Linked DNA regions of Mus musculus: regions 1 and 3 are each linked to region 2. A link is a loop called in an ENCODE intact Hi-C map of the cell type or tissue named here. Cell type or tissue: left cerebral cortex. All regions are shown on one strand. Region 1 has its middle 26 kb from the start of Gm7361. Region 2 holds the start of Dpp6 (dipeptidylpeptidase 6). Region 3 overlaps Dpp6 (dipeptidylpeptidase 6).

What was found. Hi-C counts contacts between places; a loop is a spot of excess contacts. Peaks named below come from ENCODE experiments on the same cell type or tissue, not always from the same donor. Only the 100,000 strongest peaks of a DNase experiment are listed, where the experiment ranks them.
Region 1: a loop joins it to region 2, with 5 times the contacts of the local background. A loop is called at or near these places in 9 of 42 quality-filtered maps.
Region 3: it touches region 2 in a loop (11-fold over the local background); 3 of 42 quality-filtered maps call a loop at or near these places.

What each region holds. Positions count from the first base shown.
Region 1 is chr5:26,279,468-26,287,467 of GRCm38, reverse strand. No RefSeq gene overlaps it. Among named protein-coding and RNA genes, the nearest start is that of Gm7361, 26 kb to the right of the region's middle. In left cerebral cortex, a CTCF peak has its summit at 4,969 (motif pointing left); a DNase peak (open chromatin) is centred at 4,963.
Region 2 is chr5:27,044,592-27,052,591 of GRCm38, reverse strand. Dpp6 (dipeptidylpeptidase 6) reads right to left here and starts at 3,393. Exons shown (of 26, transcript NM_207282.3): 1 at 2,779-3,393. The coding sequence starts at 3,003. In left cerebral cortex, CTCF peaks have their summits at 1,153 and 4,259 (motif pointing left); DNase peaks (open chromatin) are centred at 2,637, 3,082, 3,495, 4,260 and 1 more place; H3K4me3 peaks cover 1,568 bases; H3K27ac peaks cover 1,438 bases.
Region 3 is chr5:27,647,544-27,655,543 of GRCm38, reverse strand. Dpp6 (dipeptidylpeptidase 6) reads right to left here. Exons shown (of 26, transcript NM_207282.3): 11 at 3,244-3,367; 12 at 1,806-1,844. Among named protein-coding and RNA genes, the nearest start is that of Gm16058, 98 kb to the right of the region's middle. In left cerebral cortex, CTCF peaks have their summits at 2,900 and 3,106 (motif pointing right); DNase peaks (open chromatin) are centred at 154 and 3,209.

The DNA.
Region 1 (8,000 bases), 770 kb after region 2:
TAAAAAGAGCCTATGAGAGGCTGTTGGTGAAGCCTACTTGCAGCAGAAGACCCCAGTGTATTAGGAGATGCCAGTAATATGATCACCAAGAACAGCAGCAGCAGTGGAGGGGATTGACCTGAGCTTAGAGCTACAGAGGACAGAGCTGCAGAAGTGACACCAGTCCTTTACAGAAGCCCAGAAGATCATGTGTGGATCCCAGACATTGAAACAAGAAGCTGTAACATTGAAGTTGCCTTGGAGATGCCACGATGTTCAAGATGCCAGAGCCATGGGCTATTTGCTGAGGAAAGCTGCTAACAGGGAGTGGAAACAGCCTAGGAGAAAGAAGGTTGTTGCAGTCAACAAAGATGAAAAAGGAGTTGAACATCTAACGACTGCTTTGACATCAGATATGGAGATGCAGAGTTTGAAGTTTTCATAGCTGGTTTCCGGTCTTGCTTTGGGGATTCAAATTAAGACATTGGATGGATCTCAGAAGAGACCTTGAACTTTGAACTTGTAATATTGTTGAGACTGCTATATAGACTATGAGGACTTTAGAAATTGGATTAAATGTATTTTGCATTATGCTATGTTTAGGTATGACCCCCATAAACTCATGTGTTTGGACAGGCTTAAGGGACCCAGGGAGTGAAATGTGATAGCTTGTATGTGATCAGTCCAGGGAGTGGCACTATTAGGAGGTATGGCCTTGTTGAAGTAGGTGTGTCACTGTGGACCTGGCCTTAAGAACCTCACCCTAGTTGTCTGGAAGTCAGTCTTCTACTAGCAGCAGATGAAGATTTAGAACTCTCAGCCTCTCCTGCACCATGACTTCCTGGATGCTGCCATGTCCCTGACTTGATACAGGACTGAACCTCTGAAACTGTAAGCCAGCCCCAATTAAGTGCTGTCTTTTATAAGACTTGCATTGGTTATGGTGTCTGTTCACAACAGTAAAACCCTAACTAAGACACAAGCCAACTGGCTAAGTGGCATCCTTGCTAACAAGCGCTGGTTTTTTTTTTTTTTTTCATATCATGTGAATAATTAGTGGGTGGCATTCCCTTCATCCAGTAGGGGCTTCTATCAGCTCACAGGGTAAATAACCTGCAAATGTGCATGCATTTCTGCAGAGTTGGAGGTAGGACTCTGTTGACATAGAAGAGCTAAAAGTACATGTAAATGAACATGGGAATCTGGAAGGGAGGAAATGCTAGAAGAGATGAGTGAGAGCCATGGAGAGTGGATCTATCGGGGAGGGAGTTAGAGCAGAGAAGAGTGGACCCAAGGGAGGTTGGTGAGAGCAAATGAGAGTGGACTTATGGGGGGAGGGAGTTAGAGCAGAGGAGAGTGGACCCATTGGGGGCAGAGTGAGAGGAGAGGAGAGTGGACTCATGGTGGGGGTGGTGAGAGCAGAGGAGAGTGGACCCATGCTGTGGGGGGAGTGAAAGCAGAGGAGAGTGGACCCATGCTGTAGGGGGAGTGAGAGCAGAGGAGAGAGGACCCATTGGGGGCAGAGTGAGAGGAGAGGAGAATGGACTCATGGTGTGGGTGGTGAGAGCAGAGGAAAGTGGACCCATGCTGTGGGGGGGAGTGATTGCAGAGAAGAGTGGTCCCATGATGTAGGGGGAGTGAGAGCAGAGGAGAGTAGACTCATGCTGGGGCGGGAGGTAGTGAGAGCAGAGGAGAGTGGACCCATGCTGGGGTTATGAGCAGAGAGAATGGACCAATTACTAGCTTTGCAGTCCCTGAGTTTCAATTTTTTACAGCCTGGCAGTGTTTTCAATAGAAAAGGAAAATATTTCATGGTTCAGCTCAGAATGCAAAAATAACAAGAGCTTGACTTGGTAGTACACACCTTTAATTCCAGCACTGGGAAGGCCAAGCAAGGCAGGCAGATCTCTGAGTTTGAGGCCAGCCTAGTCTACAGAGTGAATTCTTGCCAGCCAGGGCAAGTTACACAAAGAAACCCTGTCTCATAAATAAATATCTCATAAATAAATATAAATAAATAGCAACAAGATAACCTTGGAGTAGCCACAAAACCCCAATCTTGAAAATGGGAAATTCAACAGGTCTAGGGAGAGGATGTCTTCAAGTGAGAGTGGGAAGAGGGATTTCCAAACCCAGAATTCAAGTCTGTTGATGAGTTTGGCTTTCCACAGTGGACACAGAGAACGAAGTCTCCAGTGACAGTGGTTTGGTCGGGAAAACTTTGTAATAAGTTTGAGCATTCTCTCTCTTCTCTCCTTGGAAAGGAAGCTTTTCTGAAGGTGGTGGGACATTATCTTAGTTTTATCCCTGTAAACAAGTTGCTACGAAAAGAACAAGCCTGGGCTTGGATGTAGCTCACATGTAGAATGCTTATACTTGTATACTGACACACACACACACACACACACACACACACACACACACACACATACAAATGAATGACTTCCAAATGGTCTGGTAAAAAGTCTAAAAACATGGCCAAATTTTATGTGAAAATAAACAGGGTTTCCATATGTGAACACAGGTTCACATGATAGCAACTTCATCCTAGTTGCTCTTGTCCCTGTGACAGACACTTCCTCAAAGTCACATGAGAAGAGAGCGGTTATTTCAGCTTATATATAACATCTGTATATAACAGCTTCATCATAAACAGAAGTCATGGCAGGAACTCAAGGCAGGATCCTGGAGGCAGGAGCTCAAGGCAGGATCCTGGAGGCAGGAACTCAAGGCAGGATCCTGGAGGCAGGAACTAAAGCAGAGACCATGAAGGGGTGCTGCTCACTTACTTGCTCCCTATGGCTTTCTCAGCCTGCTTTCTTTTACAACTCAGGATCGCCAGGCCAGGGATGACACCACAAACAGTGGGCTGGGCCCTCCCACATCAATCATTAATCAATAAAAGGCCCCACTGATTTGCCTACAGGACAGTCTGATGGAAGCAATTCCTCAGTTGAGGTACTCTAAGTGACTCTAGTTTATGTCAAGAGTCTAAGTGACTCTAGTTTATGTCAAGTTAACAAAAAGTAACCAGCACATAACATATATTTGTGTCATTTGTGTCATCTGTGTCATATAACATAACATATATTTGTGTCATTTGTGCTTGGGGCAGTATACATGTGTATGTATTCATGGATATACATGAACATGGTCAACTTCAGGTGTCTTCCTCAATAGTGAGGAAGTGTGCGCGCGCGTGTGTGTGTGTGTGTGTGTGTGTGTGTGTGTGTGTGTGTGTATGTGTGTGTGCACATAAGGAATATGTATGTGAAATCAGGTGTAGGACTTTGTGTATCTTCCTCTACTTTCTACTTTATTCCCTGAAAATTGAGTCTCTCTGTGAGCCTTCAGCTCACTGATTCAGCTAGACTGGCCAGCTAGGGAGCCCCAGGGATCCTCCTGCCTCTACCTCCCAAGTGTCAGGATTACAGGTGTGCACTGCCACAACTGTCTGCTTACACATACACTAGAGGTCCCAACTCAAAGTCTCATTTTATACATTTTCCTTCCTGAGCTGTCTGCAGCCCACCTATATTTGTTTTAACTTCGATTGTACATACTTACAGGTCACTGTGTGATCTTCCAGTACACATTTATAACATGTCGTGAGGCTCATTAGTAATCTCAAATATGTGTTCCTTGTCTGTAAGAGGGACACTTGTAAGCCCCCTCTCATTTTAGCTAGCTGGAAATATTTAATTGCTGTCAGCTGCATGGGGGCAAACCCTTACCACATGCTGACTGTGCTCAAGGCTGTGGAGAGTGTTTTTCCTGGTAACAGCTCCTTGAGTCCACTGAGTCCCCTTATAAAAAGTTAAAATTCTCATAGCCATAACCTGCTTGGTATCAACAGGCAATTAAGATCCATGGGTCCGAAGTGCACTGATCAGGACCATCTGCCTGTTGCAGACATATCAGACTTTGAACCCAGCAATGGTAGGCCCAGCCCAGTGTCTTTCTCACCATGGCAGCTTTGTTGTAAACCTTTTTCTTAATTCTTTTCATCTCCAGTACATTTTTTTTTTTAGCTTACTTTGAAAAATTTCTGGTCAAAGGACACAGAATTCAGTTATGTGGAATGACTAAGTCTAGACATCTAATGAGAGCTATAGTTAATCGTATAGTATATTGAAATGTGCTCAGAAAGTAGGGTTTGGGCACACACACACATACTTCTGTAGTTAAGCATTTTCAAATTAAAAAAAAAAAAAACGCTACAGGAAGTTGCAAAACCTTTACAGGGAAACTGTCACCCAGTTTCCCCCAGTGATAGCATCTTATTTAAACACTCCACATCAACAACAGGATTGGATACTGGTGAAATCCCCAGAGCATGTTCAGATATCCCTACACAAGCTCAGCTGTGTCTAGAACATTTTAAAGTATAGCTCCATACAGTAGCTCCCTGAAGTTAATATTCAACTGTGCCAAACATCACAAGGTGCACCGATGCCACCACATACAGCCACACCTTTGCCTCCCACCCCGCTCTGCTCAATAACCACTGATCTGTTCCCCTGTCCTGTAACCATCTCATCTGCAGATCTGGAAGTCACTTAAATGTCTTTTTCATAAGGTCACATGGACGGCAGTGCTCCCTTCAGAATTGTATATTTTTGGTTTTGAGAGTTCCCTATGTGGTCTAGATACAATCCTTTGTTGAGCATGAGATTTTTTTTCCAAACACTAGAGAATATCACTTTAAGGTAGTAGGGCTTTAAAAACAAATTCAATGCCTGCTGGAGTCCACGGGATGAAATCAAGTTATCAAGAATTTAAACAACTTCCACTTGCTTTATTAGAGAAACCACAGGAAACCGAGCCTGCTTTTACAAGAGAAAAACCTAGGGACAGATATAAGATGGAAATATTTAAGCATGGAACCGTGAGGTGAGAGAAAAGGCCAGCCATATGGACATTCTGACTTCCTTGTGTGAAAACTACGTGTCCACAGCCATCTTCCATAGCTGCAGCTCATGCGCCACCTTGTGGGCCCTGTGAGCTCAGCAGCATACTGGGAAGAGCAAGTTCCTAAGAGGTTGTTTTTCAGGCTCCTCCCCAGACCTAGCTAGAAGGACCTATAAGCTGACCTTACCAGATTGCTAGAAAATGTTGACATAGCCCAGTGCAGACTGGAGCCCTGAAGCAATGCACCAGAGAGAGAACCCCAACAATGCCTGAAGGAACTGACCCACATGGAGGACAGAAGGAGCAAGGTGAATACAGGAGTCAAGTCCTATAATTCTACCCACTGATGACTGCTTCCAAATGAAAGCCACTAAAGGCAGCCATCAGTCCAATAAATGATCAAAGGGGATATGGATGGCTATGATACCTGAATGCAATGGGATTCAGAGCTACACTTACCATGGGGCATGAGTGGTGTCAGGTGACCTGTGGAGTCCTGCTTCGTGAATAGATGTTCCATAAGACAATCAATCTGATGGGAGAAAGTGGGGTTCAAGGAGACTGTCTTATTCTGACAAACAAATGGAGACTATGAGGGACAGCTCTACAGGGCACCACCCCTGGCATATGCTGCCCAGTGTCATGGGCACCTAACAGGACACCATATTGCATGTGCTGCCCAATATCATGGATATCCCTACAGAACACTGCCCTTGGTGTGTGCTGCCCAGTATCATGGATATCTCTGCAGGACACTGCCCCTGGTGTGTGCTGCTGTGTCATGAATGTCTCTACTTGACACTGCCCCTTGTGTGTGCCCCTTGTGTGTGCTGCTCAGTGTTTTGGGCATACCATCTTTGGTGTGTGCTGCCCAGCGTTGTGGGTTTCTCTGCAGGACACCATTCCCAATAAGCTTGCCTCAGGAATGGCTGAGCTCAATCTGGCTCCTTCTCAGACAGTCTCAGACTACAAAACTAAGGAAAGGAGAACTGAGAGAAATGGTGAATGTAGTGTCAAGTACATAAATACAGGTTTGCATCCAGTGCCATTTTAATCAATAGAGAAAAACATTTGAAACTCAACTGTCATGGTATTTGCAACATCTAGACTATCTCATGTCAAATTAGAAGTTTATACCACAACCCAAACATGTAAGGAACATGGTATGGTGGACACCCAGAACAGGGGAGTGAAGCATGAATCTAAAAGTTCGATAGTCCCTCAACACTTAATTACCCAAAGGGATTCCTAAGATCTTTTTGATCACAGATAGATAAGGCCAAGGGAATGTACTACCAAGATATAAAGGACTCAGACACCAGCAGCCAGCCAAAAGGCACAGTCAAGTTAGTTGCAGAACCCAGCTCAACTACATTGTCTCCACTAAACTGCAGAGAGAAGCCCTTACTACTCACCCATGGCTACATGGTTGCCACAGCTACCAGATGGCTATGGAGTGATTATCTCATAGCTCAGTACAAACTAGAGGACCCCCATCACTTTCCTTGGGAAATCCTCTTTCCAAATATAGAAATGGAGAGGCTTAATAAATTGGTTCAGTAAACTCCTCACACTAAAGGTCAAGGTTCCTGTGAGACTTGAAACCAATTTTGTCCCTTCATCCACATTAAATTCAAAGCTGAGATCATAAAAATATAAATCCTGATAGATGGGAAAGTGCTGACAGTTCTTTCCGAGACCTCAGAGTACCCAGACATGTATAATCTAGCCCTTCCCAACATGGAAACCACCACAAGAATTCTTGGTTTGTGCCTCTGCCGAGACTTTGCAGAAGAGTCCTGGATGTCAGATAATGGGTTATACAGTTTCCTAAGTGAATGAACCCACTCAGAGGGCAAAGGGGACAAGGTGAGAAGCTGAGAAAAGAATGCAGCTTCAAGAATAGGCTTAGTGACATCTCAAAGCTGCAGAGACCAAGCTGCAGGGATATGAGAGAAGGGTCTGGAAAGGAAGAGAGGAGTGGCTGGATCATGGTTCCTGCTCCTCACAGATAACGCCGGCGAGGGGAGAGGGCAAGGCAGAGTTTAGGAGATAATCAGATCTCCCCCTTCTGGCTGTTTGCCCATGGCCTAGAGAAGTAATATCAGGCGATTTCGTTTTAGTAGACTTTTGCAAACTGCCAAATGGAAAAAGACAGATTTCATTTCTTTGGACTTGCCCTTCCTGACCCAATCCAGGGAGGTGCTCAGGGACTACAGAACCTGGACCTCAGCAGAAAAGAGGCACAGAGACAAGAGACCTAGACAAAGCACAGAGTATAAATGCTGGCCCTGCCCACAGCCGTGGTCCCTCAGGAAGGCCACTCACTTCTTGCATGAAGGGGCTCAAAACTCCTGACCTCTTATGCATTTGGAACCAGCCTCATCTTACATTACACTGGAAGCCCCCTGTCAATGAAGGCAGTGGCCACTGTCAAACAGGCGGCCCATGAACCCGCTATGATTTCACTGCAAAGTCCAACCTGAATGCCATTGATCGTGAAGTGACACTTATCCAGATGTGTCACATGGTAATCAGGGCTCCCTCCGCTCTTGGTTACTTCCACTTTCAACCCTTTGGTTTCTGTGTTGACCTAAGAAGATGAAACTGTAACTGAGGTTCACTTGACACCGCTCCTGCTCCCTGTCCCTTCCAGAAGCCTTCTCCCCACTGTAGTCCTCTGCTCAGAAGCCCTTCCCAAGGTTTTAGTTAGCTAGCTGCAGGCAGTCTGAGAGGAAGACAAACTGGCCCCTCTGCAGAGCCCACAGATGGCTTGTCAGGCCCTTTCCATTCCAAGACCCCAGCTCAGCCCCCACTCAGCAGAAAGCAGCAAGAACCTAGACACTCACATCCTTTATAGCTGGAAGGCCTGATGATGTCACCATCCAGTTGCATTAACACTCCTGGTGTCTACAACCATACGCTTGAGGAGAAAGTTAGAAGGAGAAACTGAGGGGGTTTGAGTGTTGTCTCTACTAGACATCTTGCCTTGTTTGTTTGTTTGTTTTTATTTACCTTTTCTTCCCTTCTAGCCCTTTCCCCAGTATTTTAAGGACCTGTCCTTTACATATGTCTGTAAGACACTGCTGTTGTACTAGTGAGGACCATGC
Region 2 (8,000 bases):
ATGAGGAGCCTCTTCTCCCCCCCCCTTCTCTTATGCGCTCTCTCTCTCTCTCTCTCTCTCTCTCTCTCTCTCTCTCTCTCTCTCTCTCTCTCTCTCTCTCTCTCTCTCTCTCTTTCTCTCTCTCTCTCTCTCTCTCTCTCTCTCTCTCAACCAGATGTGCTAGTGAGCATAGCAAAGTGGTCCAAAATAGTCACATATCTGCTTTCTGGTTTGGAGAGAGGAGGGGGAGAGGAGGGAGAGGGACATGGGACAGAGACAGGGAGAGGTAGAGGTGTAATATGAGATCCTTCAATCGTGATATATCTAGCAGTTTTTTAAATACAAAGAGAGTTTATCAGTTACCTTTAATTGCATGCAAACTGCAGCCTCTTGAAGTTCTTGGAAGAAGGATGATTTGATTTGTGTCTCTGTTTTTTGGTAAATGTTTTGCCAAATTTTAAAAAGGAAGTTTTTTTTTTTTTAAATTGAGGCTACATCTAGCTCTATGTCATTAGTTCGACTCTATATCAGAAACTTAATTAATGCTTCTTTGAGTACATAGGAGGTAAATGCCATGATGCTATAGATGCATGTAGGAAGTGAAAAGGTTGATGAGAATGTATACAAATTTGTTCACCACCTCACATGGCTATTTTTGTTGATTTTGTGGTAAGAGCAGCTGAAATCTACTCTTTTGTCATGACCGCTTCACATGACAGTTGTATTACGGATAAAGCACCTGATGAGCACTGCCCCCCATGCTTCTTTATTCCTCACAACTGCTGCTTTGTAGAAAATGGATGTATGTATCATAGCCTAATAATGGAAAAAAATATACACACCACAGAATACTAAGCACACCTGACCAATGCCCATGTGCATGGTTGCATGCACATACACGTTTCTGGTTCTTGCAGGACACAAACACAGTGTTTGAACTTGATGTATCTGAGTTGGAGGAAGGCACCCTTCAGAACTCTCATGGTGGATGTCTGTCGCACTGATGCTGACCTCAAACTTGCCTTGAAAAGCAGTTCTAGCTATGCACCAGAATGAAAAGAGGGAGCTGCCAGCTCTCAGCTAGGATCTTTTAAAACAAACAAACAAACCAAGCCAGATGGGTGGAGACCCGCTGATGCTCCCAGCATTGTCTGTCCATTCTGCTAGCGACATCTAGAGCCTGCTTAGCAAAGCAAACTCATCCCAGACCCATAATCCAAAGCTTTTAAGCCAGATTTCAGTGTGTGTGTGTGTGTGTGTGTGTGTGTGTGTGTGTGTGTGTGTGTGTTTCTTGCCTGCATTGCAACCCAGTTATATCCACAGGATGCTAAGTAAATACAATCATCCAGAATTATTTATTGTTCAATACCACCCTCAAAGAATTCTAGTTCTTTAAACCAGTGTAATAATCTGTCTCTTTTCCCTAACTGATCCACTAGAGTGACATTAGTCTGTGGTATCTTTTTCTAGAAAGGGGAATCTGGAAATGACCAGGAAAAAAAAAAGATGCATGATGCATGGCTGTGGGTGGGCCTCCCACCAACTCCTGTTACCTCTGTGGCAGTCCCTATACCATCATAAAACAACCCACAAACCCAGCAATTAACAGTAGCATGGCCTCCCTGGTCTTGTAAGATGTGGCAATTGAGACCCCCCAGTCCTATGGAAGGATACATCATTGCTCTGTGCAGATCTTTTGCACCAAAAATTACTAAACACTGAAGTGTTGCTACTTGAGACCCTAGATGTTTCACGGGCACACTTCCTGTTTCCTCCAGGGTTATGGGTTGCCCTGCTTTGCAAGAGTGAAGGAGACTAAAAGGCTTGGGCAAAGACCCAGGAGCTGCAGAATCACACTGAAAAAGGACCCCAGTAACCCCACAGATACTGCACTGCTGTCTTTAAGGGCCTGCCTGAGGACTCACCTGGGAGTTGTCTTCTGTCCCTGGGAACAAGTCTCAGGAAAATCACTCCCTGAAAGTCCTAGTGGTACCAACTGCTGGGAGGGCTCAGTACAAGACCTTTGACCCATTTCTGTGGCCACTCTTACCCTGAAAGAATCCTTGATTGCTAGGTGAATATGCAAATTCAGTCTTTGAAGCTCAGACTTCCAGCCTCAATAGTAAGAGACCCCTCTGAGAACTTCTTTAGGAAGGAGCATGGTCCAAGTTGAGTTGCTGGATCACAGGCATGCAGCCCCAATTAGTATGCGTAGTGAGAGCTTTATTGGGTCTGGGTCAGAGGCCAGGGCTCTAAAGCCAGGACTTCTTTTTTATAAGAGCACCATAGGTCTAATCCTTGGGTGTAGAGAGAAGGTGTCTGGGGACAGTGAAAGGGGGGCAGAGTGGAGAGGAGAGGAGGGTCATCTCGGTTGGATAGTTGCTGTGACAAGTGGTAGGAAGAGAAAAGCAGCCTGAACTAGCTGTTCCCCGAGCCATAAAGCAGAAAATTAAACTAAAAACACAACTCCACGCATACACACATCTAATTCCCTGAGAACCACAGCAGGCTGCCGTTACAAACAGACATCTAGTGAATTCCAAGCATAGTCCACATCCCAGCAGGCGCAGCTCCAAAAACCTTCCTGCTACCAACTCCTGGCCACCACCGCAAAGATCTGCTCTGGACTATGATGACTGAGATCAGGAGCCAAGGAGAGTGTCTGAGCACGATCTGGCACATCAGGAAGGAACGCAAAGATTGGCACAGGGGACCCAGAGACCCTGAGGAGTAGTCAGGCCCGTGCATCCCGCCGATGCTCCCACCACCACCGCCACCCACCCACCACGATGCTCTTACGTCCTCCTCGTCACAGTCGCTCCGCGCCTGGTACTGGAACCGGGGCCGGCCACCAGCACCGCCGCGCTCCCTGGGCGCCACCGCCTGCGCCTGCGGCCCAAGGGGCTTCGGGCCCGCGTCCTCCTCGGGCCCCTGGCCACCCAGAAGGCGACTGGCCTCCGGGGGCGCCGGAAAGGAGCGCGAGGTGTTGATCTTGCCGGTGAACCTTTGGTACAGCGAAGCCATGGGCCGCCGTGCGCTGGCTCACTGGTTAGGATGCTTCGTAAAAAAATTTCCTTTCTCTCTGTCTCTCTTTCCACTCCCCACCCCCTCCAGCAGAAAAGCGAGAAGGGGGAAAAGGAGGCGGTGGGGAAAGAAGAAAGGCGAGCCCGGCCGCTCCGCGCCACACGCGAGTCGAATCGCCTGGGTGTTGAGCGACTCTGCCTGGCTCAGCTTCTCCGCCCCCTCCCCGGCAGCGCAGAAGCCAAGGGTCGGAGTGATCGCTTTCTCTTTCTGCTTTTTTTTTTTTTTTTTTAAGTCCTCGCCATGGCCATGTTCGGCCTCACTAAAGAGGAAAGCAAGATACCAGAAGCACACTAAGGGAGGGGACATGTCTAGACCCCATTATTTGGCACCAACTAGATACCAGCTCCTCTTCTCATCCCCGCCCGGCCCCTTACAGCTCCTCCTTTTCCTTCTCAGTAGGGTAGCCAGCTCCCGCTGTAGCGGTGGCACCAGGGAAGCTCCAGTCCCAGGAAGACTCCTTCTCATGTCAGTTGGGTTGTGGATGGGGGTTCAGGGCTGGGGCACTCATAGATGGACTGGAGGCCGTGTGTCCCAGCGAGAGAGAACAGCATTACAAGAGGCCAGAGCTGAGCAAAGAAACCTTAACTGCCTTGGGGCCCCGGGGCTTCCGGATCGTGGCTCCCATAGCATCTAGTTTGGGTTGCAGGGCACAGCTGTTTTCCAGTGCCTGACAGGCACTCCCGCCTAGTAATGTTCTTCTGGATTTGGGGCTTTGCTTAACTTTGACAAAGACCCTGGAGAGCCTGGGTAGAAATGCAGTTGAAGGGCATAGGAGGAGCCACTGAAAAGAAGGAAGGCCTGTAAAGTGTAGGCTCAGGGAAACATTTGTTCCCGGACCCACCTTCCTTCATCACCTAAGATTTTTTTTATTAAAAAAAAAAGATATATTTTCTTTTGATCATCTGAAGAAGGGAAGGGCAAGTCTAGAACAGGCAACAGAACTCCTGGTTAGGCTTATTTCAAGCCTCATGAACAAGGCCTTCCCAGAGTATGTCTGGCTCCAGCCTGCCTGTCTTTGTGTAAATACAGGGGAAACGCTAAAGCGCTTGGAAGTCAGCAACCTTTCCAAACCTTGTTCCACCCCATTTTGACATTGAGATGCAGTGAGAGGGGCTCTTTGACACTGAACGCTGTGCAGCACATAGGGCTTCCAATAACAAACTCATTTGGTGCATTCGAGCGTGCTCAAGTGCCCTCGTGTGGAGAGATGCGCAAATTGTGTCTGACTGTTAGTCTAGGCCATGTCTGGCATCTCCCTCTACTTGCATCCTGGATTCCTCCCTGTAGGCTTCTGGAACCCTTGTTTTTCTTGAGCCTCTGGGCACTACTGGCTTTTGGCTGCTCCACCTCCTTCTTTGTCCCCTGATCCAGGCCTTAGAGGCTGAGCTGCGATAAGCTAGCTCATTCCTTACACCAGCATCACCATGGGTTGGGACTTTGGAGAGACTCACAGGAATTCTAGCACCTGCCCACAGTCATAGCTGCCCCCACCACACACACACACACACACACACACACACACACACACACACACACACAGCCCCCCCCCCACACACACAGCCCCTCCCGCCCACACCTACAAACACAGTGAGCCCATTTGATGTTGCCCACTACCCCGTGGTGTTCTATGAGCCTTCCTAGCTTCCCTGTCAGTACTGAGAATTTTTAAATCATAGGGGAGTTAGTGACTCAGAAGGCCTAGGACCTCAGACCCTCCCTGGCTCAAGCCTGGAGAGAGCCTTACAGAACCCTCGGTGGAGGAAGTTGTGCTGCCCTGTTTAAGCTTAGCTTTCTGCTGTAACTGCCTCTCATTCCTTCCAGCCTTTCTCTCCCAAGCTCTCAATGTGGATGTTCATTTTCCATAGAATTTTGTTGGCCCATCCTGTTCTCTGCAGCTGTTGAGCCCATCACGAATAAACAGCTACTAAAGCACATGAGAGACATTTCCCTTTAAAAAGAAATAGGAAGAGATTGGGGCTGCATCCCAGCCGCTACTCCCACCACGCCACATTCACAATAACCACTGAATAAGGACATTAAACTAAAAGTGCCATCTAGGAAGTCCTGGCTCCCAGCTCTTTACATGGAAGGTTGCTCTGCTAGCACCTTGGAAGGGCAAGTCCTGCCTTACAAGGGTTCATGTCCAATGCAGTCAAGGATTCTAACATTACTATTATGGATGTCCCTTGGTCTTCCTTATTATATAAGAAGGACACATGTACAGGTTTACACAAGCAGAAATAACCTTTTATATAATGTTAATACACTTATGCAAAATGTAGAAATCATATAGGCTATGGTATCCAAAACATTATAGATAAGTGCCTGTTAACCATTGTGAATTAATAATAGAATTTTAAAGAGCTAGGATTTTTAATATTTTTTGTAATTATGTGTTCTGCATGAGTATGTCCACACGAATGAGGTGCCCTTGGAGACTGGAGGTGTCAGATCTCCTGGAGCTAGACTTTCCAGCAGTTGTGAGCTTCCTGATAGAGGTGCTTGAATCTCAACTCAGGTCCTCTTTAACAGTGTGTGCTTAACAGGTGAGCCACGTCTCCAGCCCCAAGATTGAACCATGTATTAATGATGAGTTCAGTAAGTTGATAGAAAGGGTGTGTGTGTGTGTGTCTTGACATTCGAGATTTATTTTCTCTGATGAATCTGCAAATATTCAACTTTTGTCAAAGTTTAAATTCAAGTTACTCTGAAAACACAGATTATTCCTATTTAAACATATTTTAAAACAAAAAGCCATAAAAACTTATAATCAGAGAAGGAATTAAAGTAACATTTTCTGTCCAGAGAGGCAAATCTGGAGCATGAACAGGAGAAATGGAGAAGATGGGAGGGGTGGGGGAGGAGCCAGAGCCTGGCCAGGCTGGCTTGAAAGAAACAGAGGTCAGGGAGAGCTGTGTGTGTGCAGAGCATCCCTTGGTACACTGATGGAGGCACACAGCTGAGTGGAGACCTTGGCCATAGTCATTTTCTCCTCCGTAGGGAGCACAGAGCACACAGGGCCATTTTAAGGGACTGTGAAGCCATGAACTTATGACAAAGTGCCTGCAGACCCAGTCTTCCCCTAAATCCGGGCACACAAACTGCACAGTACATGTAGAGACTGCAGCACTGCATCATTCCCTGGGCAAGACTAAGCAGGTTAATACGGTACTGTGAGTGAGGTAATGGGAATTTAGAAAATGATAAACTTATTGCTTATCACACATAATTAATCAAGTCTGACCTCTGGGAAACCCTCCCCAACAATGTAAGGAATGAAGCATTATGAGGGAAAATAAAGTCAGAGGGCTTTTGACTGGATCTTGGAGTCTTAGAAGGAAACAGGTCAAAGCTCCTTTGCTCAACTTGGCTTTGACCATCTCATTTGTGAAATAAAAACTGTGAGCCAGTTGAGATGGCTCAGCAGCTACACGGGCGTATTTACGACCAAGCCTGAAAGTCTGAGGTTAATCTCCACGTTCTACAAACTGATTTTTATAGGTTGTGCTCTGAGCTCCACAAGTGTGTTACAGAACACATACACACACACACACATGGAGAGACAGAAAGAGAGAGAGAGAGAGAGAGAGAGAGAGAGAGAGAGAGAGAGAAACAGGTATAATACAAACATTAAACTATAAAACTCTTAAAAGAACCAGGGAAAAGAATGAGACAAACTTTTCTACCTAGGAGGGACAGATGTGAGGCTTAAACTGTACTGTGGTGAATGGATAACATATTCTGGCTTATTTGTGGGCTATTTCATGTACAGATTTGCACTCCTTTTTACTGTTTAAAACCAATGTCAGCCTGCTCTCTTTTCTCTGTTGTGCCTCATGATTGTTTCTGTGTACACTGATCCCTGTAACGAACATGAGACCCCATAAACAAGCATGAGCTATCAGCCAATCCAGCAGATGCTACAGATGTTTTAAACTGACAACAACGGAACCTCCAAGACTCTTACCCCTTCTGACCACTGATATTGGTGCTATAAAGTGGCCACTGTAGCACACCCTGAAAGAGCTTCTCTCCCGAGGCATCAGGCATCTGTCCTTCCAGATAACAGCACTTTGACCTTCTAGATATGGGACAAATGAAACAAACATGTGGATATCCACAAGATACAGTGCTAAAACATACAGGAGAATCATGCTCTTAACTCTGAGTCACCAACCCCCTTCTGCTAGGTTACTTGTCCACTTTTGCAGGATGGCTACTGAGGATCACCTGGGCTGTAGGCTCTGCACAGATTCCAAACAGGGACTGCACAGTGCATATACACAAAGGAGTTGGTAAATTCTGCACTCAGAAAGATCTTAAAGGCAAAGTGGGAATTTAATTAGGTCTCAACTATTCAACATACTTAAATATCAATATGTTTCAAAGGAAAACACTTATTTTAACTCAATAAAAACCAGTAAAGTTTTAATCTCCTATCTCCACTTCTTTATGAATTTGAGGAAAAGAGGGGCTTGGGGAGAAAGTAAGAGACCTCAGCAAAGTTGAATACACAGAACTCCAATTGTAAGCTGCTTATTTCTAGCCTTGTGATTCATCTTTGAAGCAAGCCACCATTCCCATACTCAAAACCATTACATGCTGGGATATTATTTAGTGGATATCCTCTCACTCACAAGAATTTGGGGGCCATGACCTTTGCCTGACCCAGTGACCTTGGGACTGACACGCATGCATGAGCATGCTGCAGGCAGATGCTGACCTTTTCACCATAAGAACACTTGTCCCCTGTTAGCTGCTGCCACTTGGACCTGGACCCAATTCCTAGGCTATGGTCATGCCATGCAGTTGGGAAGCACAGAGAAAAAGCATCTTCTATGCCTAGCAAACTGTGGACCAACAAAACTCCAGTTCATTAGTATAAAACCAAGACTTGGGTAACTTCTTGTATAATCAGCTGCATTCAGGGGTAATTT
Region 3 (8,000 bases), 600 kb before region 2:
ATATGTATTAGTTACTTTAAAATTTCTGTGATAAAATACCCTCACTAAAAACAACTTAAGAGATAATGGGGTTTGTTCCGATTTGGTTTGACAGTACAGTCCATCATGGTTGGAACAGTTAGGCAGTGGGGGTGTGAACAGCTCATCTCATTGCATCCACAGCCAGAAGCAGAGAGAGAGAGAGAGAGAGAGAGAGAGAGAGAGAGAGAGAGAGAGAGAGAGAAATATGCTGGCACTCAGCGCATTTTCTGGATTAAGAACCATCGGTCCTCAGGGGAGGTGGTGTCTGGGAGGCGGTGCAGCTTGCTGGGAAAGTATGACACTGGGGGCAGACCTTGAAAGCCACAGCCTTATCCCATTCCAGTCTGTTCTCTGCTTTGTGTTTGTGTTTAAAGACATGAGCTCTCAGCTTTCTGTCTTTGCTACATGCCCCTCTCGCTGGCTGTCATGCCCCACCACCCTTATGAATGCTTATCCCCTTGGAAACGATAAACCAATATCATTCAGAGGTTGTTTTTGGTCATTGTGCTTTCTCATAGCAATGAAGAAGTAAATACCACAGAGGCTGCTGCTGATAGGTGGAGTTTCATGGATAGAATCTTTCAGGTCAATAAAAACAAATGCCTGGATTTCTTAGTCACAGTTCTGCTTTCTTACTTTGTTGTGGATAGAACCTGGGGCTTTGTACACACAAAACAAGTGCTCTGCCTCGGAGCAACACCCCGAGCCCTCTCTGCAACGACTCTTTGGATTCAAATCTGTTTTGATTTTTCTTACAGGATTTGAAGATATTTTTATTTCCTCGGGTGGAATAAAAGAGAAGTAAGTTCCTTGAACTTTGTTCTTTCTAACACAAGAGTGTGGAACGAGACAATAGAATCATTAGAACATACCAGTGCTGGGGGGGGGGGGTCACTCTCTGAGTACAGTAATTCAAAAAACTGTATCAAAGGTGGGTTGCCTTGGCTTCTCCCGAGAGCTCTTAGTTTTAAAGTTTATTTAATTTTAAAATTTTAATTAAAAATGATGTGTATTTGTGTAGGGGTTTGTGCACACGAGTGTGAGGCTCTCAGAGGTCCGAGAGAGTGTCTGATCCCCTGAGCTAGAGACACAGGCAGTTTTGACCATTACGTACTGGGGCTGGGATGTGAGCTCCAGTCCTCACCAAGAGCAGTTTGCATCTTAACCATGGAGCCAACTCTTCAGCACCTCCTGATCTCCATGGACTGGCCGACCTCGCTGTTTCAGTGTTGGTGACTGAGCCAAGGGTCTCAGGCATGTTGCTCGCCTAAGAGTTTACCAGTGAGCCATACCTCAAACCCCTAACCTTGTAATCTTCAGCTCCCAGAGCCTGAGTTATGGAATGGAAAACAAAATCTCAGAGATGATTCTGCTGACCAGTTTCTGAGGAAATATCTCTCCAAGGGAGGTCACATGCCTAAGAATAAATGGAGTACCAACCACACTTTAATCTGCTTAGTCATTGTAGGCCTCATCTGGTCAATAGTGGGCTTTTCTGGGCTCACGATTTTCAGGCCACCAAATACATCGTCTGACTGGGAGATGAGATCTATCCCATCATTGTCTTTGGGGGAAAGTGTCATCCAGGGAACTTGACTTCTACAGCAGGGCCCGACAAGCTTCTCGGGATGATGAAGAGGGCTGGGCTTACACTGTCCCAGTCAGAGTAGCACATGCGCTTGGATGATCCCAGGTGGGACTCCCCAAGTGATTCCTTGTATGAAACCATGGTACCCACCCCTGTCAAGGTGAGGAGAGAATGCGAGGCTGGTATGTGGAGTTACCTGTCTGTGGAGCCAGGCTTCGCTTTCATCTTCATGTTTCTGAAATAGAATTGGACTGTTAGAAAGGGCCCTTTGTTTGTGTGCACTGTACATAGAATGATTTAATTTTACCTACGTGGCAGCTGCCCTTGAACACAGTGGCCACCAGGGCTTCTCAGTGTGGCAGTAATCCCTCTTTGTGGCTCACATCCTAGCACAAGTGTCCTCAGGCAGGCACCACTGAGCTGTGTGTCCTGTTAGGCTGCTTCTTCAGAAGGCTCAGATGTTGCACTGTTTGGAACTCTGTGTGTGTGTGTGTGTATGCACGCGAGCACATAAGTGCGTACAATGCTTGCTAGTAGAAATGTGGATCAAAACTGCAGTTTATAATTTCATGAAGCAATTCTGGGAAACAAAGTCAGTTAAAAGAGGCAAGGCACATATGGAAGTTGCTCTCCAGAGCTGTGTATGAAAGTACACAAACCAATCATGCCTGGACACCAAATGGTGTTCTGCTTGGTTGCTGTCACCTGAGATGCCACCAGGCTGGTGCTGCTCCTGACTGTGGGTGGCAGTGGCATGCATGGTGGGCATAGCAGGACAGGCACAGAGAAGGTTTGGACATTCAGCAGTGGTGTCCAGCACTGAGCTCTGCCTGAGTTTTTTTTTTCTCCAGCAAGCCCATCAGAAACACCCAGAATTGCTTCCAGTAATGGTAGGCAAATGTCAGGCCAACTTGAGGTGTCAGAGGCAGGAGCAGGTCATTGCAACCTCCTAGGGAACCTCCTGGTCAGCGTACTGAGAGCTGTTGGGTAGGGCTCACAGCTCTCAGTAAACCTGCATAGGCAAGCCTGGTGTTTTTCTTGCTAGATAAAATAGAAACTTAGGGAAAAAAAAAAGAGTTTCTAGAAGGTCTGTCTAGAGTGTCAATTGGTCTTTTAAATTCAATACAAGGTGACTTTCTTGGGGCTGCGGCTCAGCATTGTAGAAGCTTGGCTTGTAGGGCAGGGGGAGAGTCTGCTGCCCTGGCCAGGAAGAAAGGATGCCCTGGGATGCTCCTGTTCCTAGACACACTGCAGGTCTGCTTGGACCTGCCTACCTGTGCTGGGGTACCTGGCTTTACAGTGTTGCAAGAGAGAAAGGGTCAGGTCCTGGCCAAGTCCCCTCCTCTCTTGAGCAACAGAAAACAGGGAGAGCAGTATTCCCAGGAGAGCAGCCAGTGTGAAGGGAAACAGACCCTTGCCCCTGAGATTAATGGCTACACTTCTGAAGTGCCCCCCCCCCCAACCCCGATCTTGTAGCAATATCTGACTTGTCCACCAGGTGGCACCAAACCAGAGGCTGGACATAATGTCAATGACAGAGCTAAGCTAGGCTTCACATTTCTCCAGCAGGATTTGGATGGCATCTTCTATTTTATGGCCATTCCTTTACCCCCTTCTCTGTCTCAGTACTGTACCTTAGTGCAGACACCCGTGGTGGCATCACAGAGGGTCAGGATTGACACATTCTGGGCCCGGTTCAGCCAGGTCACAGCGACCTTGGTGCTGGTGGCCCATTTCACCATGGTGATGTAATATTCCCTGAGAACACAAACAAGAGTGTGAGCAGGGCCAACAAACACCAGAAGATGGCTACACCCCTTCTGCGTACACCAGTCAGTGTGTGTAGGTGTGGGGTTCTGAAATGGGGTCATTCACATGTGGGGTCAATGTCCTTATGGGTAGTCATATAATGCTCAGCACCTATCCCCCACCAGCTGGGCTCTTAAAACCGAAGGCAGGGTCACTGGGGTTGGCCTGGCAGTCTGGAAGGATGTTACATACTCTGGTTGGGGCTCTACTGACTTCAGTTTCACGTTATAGTCCTACCAAAGCTTACACTTTGGCTGTTTGAGAGAAGGAGGACCTGGCAGAGAGGTGGGCATGTGAGGGCAAGGGAGAAGGAGTCCTGAGTGAGGGACAGTGCAGAGGATCCTCAGAGAACCAAGCTGGAGAGACTTCAAACCTGGGCTAATGAGGGCTCAGTTCTTTTTCTTCATTCTTTAAGGAAGACATAGCCAGGATTGGGGATGATGGCTCTGTTCCCAAGCTTCGGTGAACTCAGTTTGAGGCCACATGCTGGATTTTACCCAAACCTGAAAACACCACCATGCTCAGAGTAGCCTTATGTTACTATTGGGAGCGCAGGGGAGGGGAAGAAAGATCAGAGAGCTGACAGGGGAGCTGTGGAATGCTGACCTCCCAGCAGCTGTACCTGCCTGCACAAGGCCCGCACAAGATCCAGCCAACCAACATCCAGCATGGACCAGGGAGAGGACCCATGGCCTCACAAACTATTAGCACCTGAAGGCTACTGAGGGAGTCACTCTCCTTTGGGGATATAACTGATAATAAGTAGTTCACGCCCTGGTGAATAGCCACATAAGCATGCGTGTCTGTACAGCACTAATCAGACTCAGGGGTTATCAGAAACAAGAAGAAAGGAAGGTATGGAATTAGGGGGTGATGGGAAGTTGGAGGGAGATAGTGGTAGATAGATATAACAAAATATGCTGTATAACTAGGTGGAATTTTCATCAAACTATAGGTCTCTCTTTCCAGTCCTGCCCCTAATCAGTGTCCTTTGAATGGGCAGATGCTTTGCTAGACTGATGCAGTGCTGAAGAATGTAGACAAACTGGGAGGCATTTCAGGGAGAGGACAAAGCAAGATGGGAAGTATAAGCTTTCTGAGAGAGCTGGGGTGGAGCTGGCACAGAAAGGATGGAGCACTCTGGTGTGGCTGCAAGACGCCAAAGGCAGAGAGGCATGTGAGAGTCGTGTGTATGTGATAGCGATGTCACATCTACAAGTAACAGGAAGCTATGGTTCTTGTGAGCAATGCTGCTGCTTCTCCCCTGCTTCTTTTCAGTTTCATGACTTTATCTGACTCTCAGCAGTTTCCATCCATATTGACTGTTCGTTTGCATGTTAGTAACAGGTGCATAAGTTATCGAAGTATAGAGCTTGTTTGGTGAATCCTCATCTCATTAAATATTCTGGACAAATGTGCCTGGATACAGTATGGAATGTTTCTTATTCTTTTGATGCAAACAGCTTTGTTGAACTTGTTATCAACATTATTTGAAGTTTTATCTCCTTCAGGTAAATTTCCAGATTCCTTGACTTTTATTTTATGTGCTTTTCTGGTGCCTGCAGAGGCTAGAAGAGGGCACTAGTTCCCTGGAACTGGAGTTACAAATGGTTGTGAGCCACCATGTGGGTGCTGGGGATGGAACTTGGGTCCTCAGGAAGGGCACCAAGTGCTGTCCCCTACAGAGCCATCTCATCAGCCTTGAGCGCTCCTCCAAGCCCGCTTTGCAGATGCACTTGTGAATGTTGAGAGTGGGTTTTCATGTCACTGCCTCCTCAATGGCAGAGCAGCTCCTGCTTCAGCACCTTCCCTTGCAGGAATTGTTCCACCAGGCCCAAGTTGGAAAGGTTTCTGACAGTCTTTCTATCCTAAAGGTGGATGTCCACTCAGAGTCGCCCACACAGTACTCAGGGCAGTTGCTGTAGAAAGCAGAGTCCTACTTAAAAAATGCAGGCACTCATGGCTAGTCACTGGTTCACAGGTAGGATGGGGGCTGGATGAGCAGGTCTTTAACTCTAGCTCCAGAGGGGAGCAGGCTCTGCCTGTGAGCATGTGGAAGGGGCACTTGCACTTTGGCTAAGGAGATGCCATCAGATCAGAGCAAGGAGGCCTTTGCTGGTGAGCAGTGGATGAATTCTTGATTAGTCCATTGTTTGCCATAAAATATGAATGGGCATTGTCTCTCTCATAGGGGTTAATGTGCCATGCCACATTGTGGTATTCAGGTTCTGGCACAGCTCTGACAGCCTGTGGCAATAAAGGGGGAAGAGGACAAAGTCTACTGATCTTATGACACAGAGAGCTGAGACTTAACTCCAGCATCTTAAAGCAATGATGATGTTCCATGCATCAAGCTGGGACTGAACATACTGTGAGAGGGATATTTTTTTGGAGACAGGATTTCTCTGTATAATCTTGGCTGTCCTGGAACTTGCTTTGTAGACCACACTGCCCTGAACTCACAGACATCCACTTGCCTCTGCCTCCCAAGTGCTGGGGTTAAAGGCGTGTGCCACCGCTGCCTGGCAAGGAATTTGTTTTTAAGGGGATGTGTTGTAGTAGAGGACAGCTTTGAGCACAATGCTGCCTGCAGGGAAGTCCACAGTCCTGTCTGGGTCTTTCTAGAGTTACCATGCAACTATCTATGCAGCTGAGTGCATTGTAGAAAATAGAGACGTAGTGCATTCAGACAGATGGCTATTTAATGCCTCGCAGTAGTTTCTCTCTCACTGAGGACCAAGATTGAAGTATGCTTCTATTTTGTTTTTCTATTAGTGGGGTTGGATATACAGCAGGGCTGGCTGTCAGGGCGTGTGAAGAGCTGGTATATGCTTTGGCAGTTGTGGGCTCTGTATTCAACAGTTAACGATGCAGCAGTAAAAGCATCCATTGAGGAGTGGCAGAGCCAATTTTATGGCAGTCCTCTGTGTATGCTAGTTTAGTGTAGCAAAAGCCTATCTATTTATCACAATGTCTGTCCATTTATCCACCCATCCATCTATCCACCCATCCACCTATCCACCCATCCATCCACCCAAACACCCACCCCACCCTACTCCACACATCCCACCTTATTTTACCCCATCCATCCATCCATCCATCCATCCATCCATCCATCCATCCACCCATCCACCCACCCCACCTACCCATCCACCCATCCACCTAATCCATCCATCATCCATCCATCCACCCACCCATCCACCCATCCCATCCCATCCATCCATCCATCCATCCATCCATCCACCCATCCATCCATCCACCCCATCCATCCACCCACCCATCCATCCACCCCATTCATCCACCCACCCATCCATCCACCCACCCATCCACCCATCCCACCCCATCCATCCATCCATCCATCCATCCATCCATCCACATACCCATCCATCCCACACTCATCTATTCTAATCCCTACAACTATACCTATCTATCTATCTATCTATCTATCTATCTATCTATCTATCTATCTCCATGCATTCATCATCCATCCATCCATCCACCCATCCATCTATCCACATACCCATCCACCCCACACTCATCTATTCTAATCCCTACAACTCTATCTATCTATCTATCTATCTATCTATCTATCTATCTATCTATCTATCTATCTATCTATCTATTTATCTCCATGCATTCATCATCCATCCATCCATCCATCCATCCATCCATCCATCCATCCATCCATCACACATCTAGCCATACAGGCTTCATATTAGTCCACTGTCCATCAATATGTATTAAGCATTTCCTGGGCAAATTACTGGTGTCATATGAGGGCATGCTGGGTGTTTCCTATGTCTCCCTGCAGGTGTCCTTTGCCTACTTCATTTTGCTGTGGGTTGAGGTTGGGAGTTCACCTGTATGGATGATGTGGTGCTTTGAATGAGACGCCTCCACCCCATGCTTATATATTTGAGTGTTTGGTTCTAGTAGGTAGAGTATTTAGATTATTAGGAGGTGTGGCCCTGTTGAAGGAGGTATGTCACAGAGGGTGGGCTTTGAGATTTTTTTTTTGATGTAACTATTACTTTTTAAATTATTTTTTTAATTAGGTATTTTCTTCATTTACATTTCCAATGCTACCCCAAAAGTCCCCCAAACCCTTTCCCCCACTCCCCTCCCCACTCCCACTTCTTGGCCCTGGCATTCCCCTGTAATGAGGCATATAAAGTTTGCAAGACTGTGAGCATCCGCTTCAGTGTTTGCTAGGGGCCAGGATCAATGTAATAAAAATGGCTATCTTGCCAAAAGCAATCTACAGATTCAATGCAATCCCCATCAAAATTCCAACTCAATTCTTCAACGAATTAGAAAGAGCAATCTGCAAATACATCTGGAATAACAAAAAACCTAGGATAGCAAAAACTCTCCTCAAGAATAAAAGAAGCTCTGGTGGAATAACCATGCCTGACTTAAAGCTGTACTACAGAGCAATTGTGATAAAAACTGCATGGTACCGGTATAGCGACAGACAAGTAGACCAATGGAATAGAATTGAAGACCCAGAAATGAACCCACATACCTATGGTCACTTGATCTTTGACAAGGGAGCTAAAACCATACAGTGGAAAAAAAGCAT